Linked DNA regions of Homo sapiens: region 1 is linked to region 2. Evidence: chromatin contacts called from ENCODE Hi-C data. All regions are on one chromosome and are shown on one strand. Each heading gives the region's core, a stretch centred on a gene start or an enhancer-like site at or near the end of the contact. The rest is flanking DNA. Distances are from core to core; before and after follow the strand shown.

The links. Hi-C counts contacts between places; a loop is a spot of excess contacts on that map. Pooled maps may share reads with other maps.
Region 1: a loop to region 2 is called in a map with no recorded cell type, with 7 times the contacts of the local background. The contact joins two enhancer-like sites. A Hi-C loop is called at or near these places in 7 of 37 single-sample maps with no recorded cell type and 4 of 50 pooled maps.

Annotation. Positions count from the first base shown.
Region 1 is chr6:106,843,070-106,847,407 of GRCh38, forward strand. No RefSeq gene overlaps it. Among named protein-coding and RNA genes, the nearest start is that of LINC02532, 58 kb to the left of the region's middle. RefSeq lists enhancers at 2,144-2,203, 3,834-3,883. Within about 2 kb of position 2,087, at least 2 of the 41 ENCODE cell types and tissues checked have a DNase peak (open chromatin) inside an H3K27ac peak, as active enhancers do.
Region 2 is chr6:106,521,783-106,526,075 of GRCh38, forward strand. CRYBG1 (crystallin beta-gamma domain containing 1) reads left to right here. Exons shown (of 22, transcript NM_001371242.2): 5 at 3,351-3,398; 6 at 3,486-3,604. Among named protein-coding and RNA genes, the nearest start is that of RTN4IP1, 110 kb to the right of the region's middle. Within about 2 kb of position 2,274, at least 10 of the 41 ENCODE cell types and tissues checked have a DNase peak (open chromatin) inside an H3K27ac peak, as active enhancers do.

The DNA.
Region 1 (4,338 bases), core at 837-3,336, 320 kb after region 2:
ACAAAGTGGCTAGACCGTTTTGCATTCCCACCAGCAGTGTACAAGAGTTCCTTTTGCTCCACATCCTTGCCATCGTTTGGTGTTGTCAGTGTTCTGGATTTTGGCCATTCTAACAGGTGTGTGTTGATATCTCATAGTCGTTTTAGTTTGTAATTTCCTAATGACACATGATGTGGAGTTTCTTTTCCTATGTTTGTCATCTGTATACTTCTTTGATGAGGTGTCTGTTTAGGTCTGAACCTATTTTTTAATCAAATTGTTTGTTTTCTTTTTGTTGAGTTTTAAGAGTTCTTTGTATAGTTTGGATAACAGTCCTTTAACAGATATGTGTTTTGCAAATATTTTCTCCCTGTGTATGGCTTATCTTTTTATTCTCTTGACAGTGTCTTTCACAGAGCAAACAATTTTTTTTAATGAAGTTGAGTTTCTTGATTTTTTCTTCCTCAGTATCCTTTTACAACTTAAATCTGAGGATACAACACTTTACTTCAATACCTTGTTCTTAAACAAAGACTGGAGCAGTGAGTACATGGCTGTGGACCTCATCAGTGTCATCAAATTGATGACATTGACCAACTTTTCCTGGGTTTGGATAGTCTTAGAGATTTTTAGATCGTCTCTCATAGAATTTCAAGAAATCCTTCCATAAAATACCTAGCTCTAACTTCCGCCTCTTAAGCAAGAAAAGCAAAAATTGAATTAGCGTTTTATGTCCTGCATGATCTCCGTGGAACCCGTACAGATCCTGAGGACTAAATGCGCTGACAAGGACACAGGCACAGGCTTTACCGGCCCAGGGATGATGGGAGGAATTTAACCTAAGTGAAAAATTAATTCTCAAACCTATCCTACCCTGCCAAGATTCACAATCCCATTTTTGCCCTGTCTCTGTGCCACATCCCATATAAGCAACAATTTAACCAAAAACAGACTTGAAAATTAATTGTACATCATCCAAGTCAGCGAGATCTTCAGCCCCCCAATTTAGCATCATTGTCCTGGGCAACCAGGCTTGTGGCTCATCCATTTACCCAAATAGAACCAGCAATATCTTACCCTGGACGAATAGGTGGTAAAAAAAAAATGATTTTTCCCCTCCCTTTGGATCTTTCTGAGGAAAGCTGAGTTGATTAACAAATAAAAGTTACCAGCTGGTAAGTATCTTGGATCTGTGTTTTGAAGCCGAGGTAATAAGCCTTTTGAACAAACTGCAAAATAAAGGACAAGGAGCAAATTCAAAAGGACTTTTGTGCAGATTCTTTCCTATCATTTCATGATATGGTTTTCACATCAGATATTTAACAGCTCATCAGTCTGATTATAGTACCATTAGTCCCACTTCTAAGCCTGATGAGCCACTCTGGTCTTGTTTCTTACAAAAATTAATTTTAGGTTTTTCTCAATTGGGATTAAATGTCAACCAAAATGTACTACATGAAAAGTCTTATTAACATTATCATAATAACAACTTATGCTCCTTACACATTAAAGCACATAAGACATTTGCCTACAATGTGTGATTGAAATCCTTTTCTTACCAACCTTAAAAGAAAAGCAAAAGATGCTGGTACTGAATATGAATAAAACATTCTGTCAAGAGCTTTTTTGCAAATGCTGCTCTAATTCATGCAAAATCAAATTTATCTCCATTGGATTAAATTTAACTGATTCAGATCCACATGGCTGACCAAGATGGGGTGTTAAATTCCTTTAAAAAATGGTAACTTCGGAAATATCCATTGGATTCCCATACTCTTCTATTTGAACAGTCAAATGCCCTTTATGAATTAGCAATGAGATTTGACAGAACTGATTTTCCTTGGAAATTACGTGAGATGTTCTATTTTTAACCAGAAGCTAAAAAAGTGTGATGAGATCAATGCTTTAAATTAAGTCTGCCTAAAACCTCAAGAAAAAGTTCTCATCAAAGGAACCAACAAAATCACAAAAATGAGGAGCAGACTGGGGAAATCCTGGCTAAAATTCTTGATAGACAATAGTTGTCCTGTTATTCTTCTTTGCCAAGATAGCCAGGTGTCACTGTGATGGCTTAAGAAAAGAAAAGAAAAGGAAAGAAATGACAACACAACTTCCACATGAACAGCCAGAGACTAGAGGAAATCCCCAGTTACTGTAACTGAGCTAACTTCAGCATTATATTCTGAACCACTTCTAGAAATGAAACCTTAAAGGCAAAACTTGGGGTTTTAATCTGACAGAAAAGTGAATTGGAAACATCTTTAATTTACATTTTAGAAAATGAAGAAAAGCATGTAGAAAAAAAATTGAAAGCCTTACAACCCAGGAACCTAGAAATAATAACTCCTGTATTTCTAATATTGTAGGCATTCCCAACCAGTTTTTGTTTTTTTTGTTGTTTTGTTTGTTTTGTTTGAGGCGGGGTCTTGCTCCGTTGCCCAGGCTGCAGTGCAGTGTCATGATCACAGCTCACTGCAGCCTTGAACTCCTGGGTTCAAGCCATCTTCCTGCCTCAGCCTCCCAGGTAGCTAGTACTATAGGTGAGTGCCACCACATCTGGCTAATTTTTAAATTTTGTGAGGAGAAAAAGTCTTGCTTTTTTGCCCAGGCTGGTCTTGAACTCCTGGGCTCAAGCGATCCTCCCACCTTGGCTTCCCAAAGTGATGGGATTTATAGGCATGAGCCACTGCACATGGCCTGCTTATTTATTTTAATGTAGTTTTTCTTAAACCTTTGAGGAAAGTCATCACTCAACGATTATTCCAAGTTGGAAGTATTCAGTGGCACAGCACCATCAAAAAGCCCTGAAAAAGGCATTCTCCAGTCTGAAAAGAGAGCTGAAATAGCCTCTCCCTTAATAAAAAGTGCCTGTAATCCCAGCACTTTGGGAGGACAAGGCCTCAGGAGGATTGCCTGAGCCCAGGAGATGGAGGCCAGCCTGAGCAATACGGCAAGACCCCGTCTACAAAAATCAAAGAAATTAGCCAGGTATAGTGGCTGACAACTGTGGTCCCAGCTACTTGGGAGGCTAAGGCAGGAGGATCCCTTGAGCCCAGAAGGTCAAGCCTGCAGTGAGCCATGTTTGCAGCACTGCACTCCAGCCTGGGCTACAGAGCAAAACCCTTTCTCCAAAAAAAAAAAAAAAAAAAGAACAAAAATAATAATGATAATGATGATTTCCAGAGGAACTTCTGCAAGTAGGGAAAGCCAGCAGTACCTACAAGCCTCAATTCATCCTGTGTCCCCTTGCCTCCACCATGACCCAATACCCACTGTTGCTCTGATAAGTGGAACTGGTAGAGTCTTGGGGAAACTTTAATAAGCATTAGAGAGAGTAGAAGGAAAATCAGCACAGAGAAGTGGAGGTACAGGCTGGTTTAGGAGGTGCTGGCCTGATCTGCCCATAGCTGGCTGTTCCCAGGCCTTGGTGTGGCCTTCTCTCAATGGTAAGCCATGGGCAGCCTCAGTCATTTGCTGAGTTCCAAATGGAAGCCAATCATGAACATCCTCAGCTCAGTCCTGGCAGGCCCCAGCTGCTCTTGCTTCCATTGCTTAACTTCTCTCCTCATTTCTCTGCTCCAGGCCCACCCTGGGCAAAATTGCAGAGTAGATTCAAGATCCCCTTCAGCAACCTGGTCTCGTGGTTCTGCCCAGAATAAATGGGTGGGATGACCCATTCTTTATGAATTGTCTTTCTGGAATTGGAGAGCTTTGCAGAGATTAGAAAGAGGCCTCATCTGGGCACACACAGCACTTGACACAGGTGTCCCCCCTCCTCCTGCTGAAAGCAGCCGTAGGACACAGGTTAACTAGTGGAGAGCAAGCTGGGTCTCTATCCCACAAGCCTCTCAGCCTCAGGCCTTTGTGCGGGTCATGAACCAAACAGTTGAGGCATTTGGGGGTCAGGGAACTTTCCTGGTACCTCTGAAATTTCTTCACAGGGGCAAGTGTCTTTTCCAGTCACCTAAGCAGACCTTGTTCTAGGCATCCCTGGACCAATATCATGGATTACCTTTGAGTTTTTCCTAACTGTTACAAAACGCTTTATGGAAAAGTTGTTTCTTTTTGCCTAGTGTTTATTTCTGTCTCCAAAGCAAGCTTGCTTTCATTTCTTTCACTTTTCACAATTTGGCAGAAAATGCTTTTCTCATTTGCCTCTTATGTGAAGACTTTTATCTTCTCACTTCCCCTTTCTTTTCTTCCTAGAAACGTCTTATCTCTTACCATCCCTGAATGTCCCCTCCAAGGTAAGGGAACCAGCTCTCACTTTTGAGTGTTTACCGAAAAGTTTCCATGCCACGTGGATGTGTCTCCTTGGGAGGGAGGTGCCTCGGGAGGGGGCTGGCTCCTTGGGGGCCT
Region 2 (4,293 bases), core at 1,024-3,523:
ATCTCAGCTCACTGCAACCTCCACCTCCTGGGTTCAAGCGATTCTTCTGCCTCGGCTTCCCTAGTAGCAGGGAATGCAGGCGCGTGCCACCACGCCTGGCTAATTTTTGTATTTTTAGTAAAGACTGAAAATACAAATACGGGGGTTTTACCATATTGGCTGGGCTGGTCTCGAACTCCTGACCTCGTGATCCATCTGCCTCGGCCTCCCAGAGTGTTGCGATTACAGGTGTGAGCCATCCTGACTGGCTGGCAATAAATCTTTTAAGGCACATGTGAATTTATATGTTGTATTATGAAAGGTATAGGTAAGCTTTTAGAGTTCAGAGACAGATGAGTTGCTTTTTCTTACCTATTCTATGTAAAAATGCTCAGTGCTATACTTAGAATTTTGAAGATTTGTGAAGGAGCTTCCTCTATTTGGGAAGTCCCCAGCCAGGGAAACTTTTTCTTAATCCTTCTCTCTGTGAGATTCACTCTTTGTTCCCATAAGTAGCAATAGGTGTTTATCCTATGCAATTGAGACAGTATTTTGTCTTTATTGGGAATTAGTTTTCATTAGGGAAATATTTTTTTTACCCTGCAAAGCTGTGGGGAATAAAGAATTTTGGTTTTCATTGGATCTTTTCTTAAATATTAGAGAGAAGACAGCAAAACATGATTTTGGGGAATAATTTTGATTTCTGCATCTTCTTTTATCTCACTTCAGAAGATGTTTACTTTACTCGGTTTTTGATGTGAATTGCGCCTTTTTGTTACCAAGCTTATTTAAGGTGAGAAAGGACTATGAGAGAGGAAGGTGGAATATATGTTTAGTGATCAGCTCTGCCAGGCTAGAAACCTGAGTAGGGTTTGTATTCTGGTGGTCCATCCTGTGAACCCGGCTGTCTGGCAAGTGTGGACCTCAATCCAACACAGTTTATCTAGGCAGAAAATACCTTGCACCTTTCCTCGTCTGTACAGGGTACTGCAGCATGGTTCAATGTATTGTATTGGCTTTTACTACAATCCTGTCAGAGAATGTGATGTTGCAAGCTCTTTCAAAATATATGGTTGGGTTTCCAGCAGAGGTGCAGATCCCTTTTTCATGTGATTTCATAAACTTTCATAAAGTTTGGGTTTCAGATGTTTGGTGTTAGGACCCTTTATGTTTAAAAATGATTGAGAACCCCAACGAGCTTTTGTTTGTATGGGTTCTGCCTATCAGAATTTATTATATTATAAATAATTGCTGAGAAAATTGTAAAACACCAGAAAGTAGAAGTGCACACTGCACCAGTGCTCAGAGCAACGATGTCATCACACATCATGGAGCCTTGTACTCCGCTGGACATTTGAGACAGAGATGAAAAAGGCAGGTGACCTCTTCTTATTATGAAAATAGTTTTGACCCCATGGACTACCTGAAAGTATCTTGGAGACCCCCGCAGTGGCCTCTGAACCACATTTTGAGAACCACTGCTATAAACAAATAAGACTGAATCAGCCTATGGTACTCAGAAATCATAAAATTCTAACTATTTCTATTAATAGTTATATAATAGAAATATTAACTATTTCTCTCAAGCACAAAATTTCCACTGGTCCACTTCCCATTCATTACTACTTTGTTCTTTTTAATTGTTCTTAGATCGCTTTCCTTATTTAACTACAGTCTGACAAAGTTGATAACAGAATATACAGTTTCCCTATGAAAATCAAGTCAAATGACATAAAAAGGAAAAATAAAATCTTTATACTTTTTCTAGGCCTTTTTATGATTAAAAAATATGGTCTTTCTTTAGGTCCTGGGCTTTTATTGATTGTATATTCAATCATGAAGGTTTTACCTGAATTTTGTTTTAAATTTTAGGCTTTTTCTTCAGTTTATCTACTTCTAATGTGTATATATACATAAATAGGTATATACCATCTGGCTTCTGATAAGGCTCTAGGGGGGCCCTTATGGCCTTTTTTTTTTTTTTTAGAGTCAGAATCTCGCTCTGTCACCCAAGCTGGAGTGCAGTGGCATGATCTCAGCTCACTGCAACCTCTCTGCCTTCCAGGTTCAAGCGATTTTCATGTCTCAGCCTCCCAAGTAGCTGGGATTATAAGTGAGTGCCACCACGCCCAGCTAATTTATGTATTTTTAGTAGAGACGGGGTTTTGCCATGTTGGCCAGGCTGGTCTCGAACTCCTGACCTCAGGTGATCTGCCCACCTCAGCCTCCCAAAGTGCTGGGATTACAGGTGTGAGGCACTGCGCCCCAGCCTTTTGTGGTCTTCTGGGCATATCACACTCTGGTGTGATGCAAGAGCAGTCAGAGCAAAGGCAGTTCCTAAAATAGGCATCCTGGTCAGCACTGAAAGTAGTTCACGTTTTGTAATATTTTTACATGTATAATTACTATTTTATTATCTTATGCATTTCTGGTTTTACTGGTCTTGTCAGATGGTCTTGAAAATGATTAGTTTTGGAGCCATATTGAAATGTATTTTGTCTATCAAAAAAGCGGGATTAGGCCGGGCACGGTGGCTCTCACCTGTAATCCCAGCACTTTGGGAGGCTGAGGCAGGCGGATCACGAGGTCAAGAGATCGAGACCATCCTAGCCAACATGGTGAAACCCCATCTCTACTAAAAGAAAAATACAAAAATTAGCTGGGCCTGGTGGCACATGCCTGTAGTCCCAGCTACTCGGGAGGCTGAGGCAGGAGAATCACTTGAACCCAGGCGGAGGTTGCAGTGAGCCAAGATGATGCCACTGCACTCCAGCCTGGTGACAGAGCCAGACTCCATCTCAAAAGAAAAAAAAGGGGGATTAAATATACTATGTGCAATGTACATTATGAAATATACCATATATACCATAAACACTTCTATTTAGACTAGTGGTTGTTATATGATTGTAGATTTACTATGAGAAAACAATATTTATATGGATTCAGATAGGGTATGTATATGAACACAAAATTGATTCAGCTCTTTCTAGGTAAGTGATTAATATATTCTAATTTATCTTTATTTGAGATGATACTGATATTATTTGAATTAGAATCTCTTAGCTGAGTTCCTATTCTGTGAACTGACATGAAACATATGTGCCCTGAATTTTCTAGCATTGGTGGAAATAGCCTAGACATTTAAATTAGGAGAAATTGAAATGGCAAATTCAGTTAGAGGTGAAAAAACCTCAATTTAAAAGCATAAACTCAAAGAGTTTTAATACAACTTTAGCATCCATTAGAGTGGAGGTTTCAAAATCGATACAATGTGGGAAAAGTGTGATCTACCTACAGGATCGTGGGTGGAAAAAGAGGATCGTTATGTGAAGTTGTAATTATTTGTTGTGTTTTTGTTCATCTGATTGCAGACACTTAGAGGAAGTGTCCAAAATAAACTCAATCCCCGACCTGGAAAGGTAAGATTATTTTCTGTTTCTAGTCTTGATTCTATTTTGGTCTGACAGAGTACAACAAAGTGTGCTACCACTTTCGTTTTCTTGCAGGTAGTGATATATAGTGAACCCGACGTCTCTGAGAAGTGCATTGAAGTTTTCAGTGACATTCAGGATTGCAGTTCTTGGAGCCTCTCTCCAGTGATACTCATAAAAGTTGTTAGAGGATGGTAAGAATGGCACTTTAAGTTCCTGATGTCAAGTGTTTGAGTTTTACATACTTAATTAACTTTTTAGTCCTCACTACTAGTTTAAAATTATGGCTTTAGCAATGAAAAGCACAGGAAATACTACTCGTGGTAAGATAAGGGATTCATATCTTAACAATGTCATTTTAAATCATGTTTCTGATTATAGCAGTGATATATGTTTATGGGAGAAAAATCAGAACAATACAGTAGAACAAGCTTCTTTTTCCCATGCTTCCCCATAATATTGTTTTGGACTAGTCATATATCAGGGCCCATAACATACTCTTGGTTGATGACCTTTAAATGAGGTTGATAAGAATTGCACTAGTTATGTTGATAGGCCAGATACGACTTTTCAAAAACCTATAAGGAAACTTGAGAACACGTAGGAAAAGGCAAAGTAAAGAAACAATAAGGAAAAAAAATCTATAAGGTAAAACAAAAATAATCTATAAAGAAAGGCATTTTTCTAACTTTTTAATGACAGTTCAATGCAGCACTAACTTAAAATTTAATTTACTTTCCAATATTTCCACAAAAGATTGTTTTGGCTAAGTAAAGAAACTGGTGAAAAAAATAAATATTTTGACAGTTTCTGAAATCATTTTATCAGCTTCATTGCCTCTTGGAGATACACAGGAAGTTGGGTAGAGAAAGGCAGCTTAAAA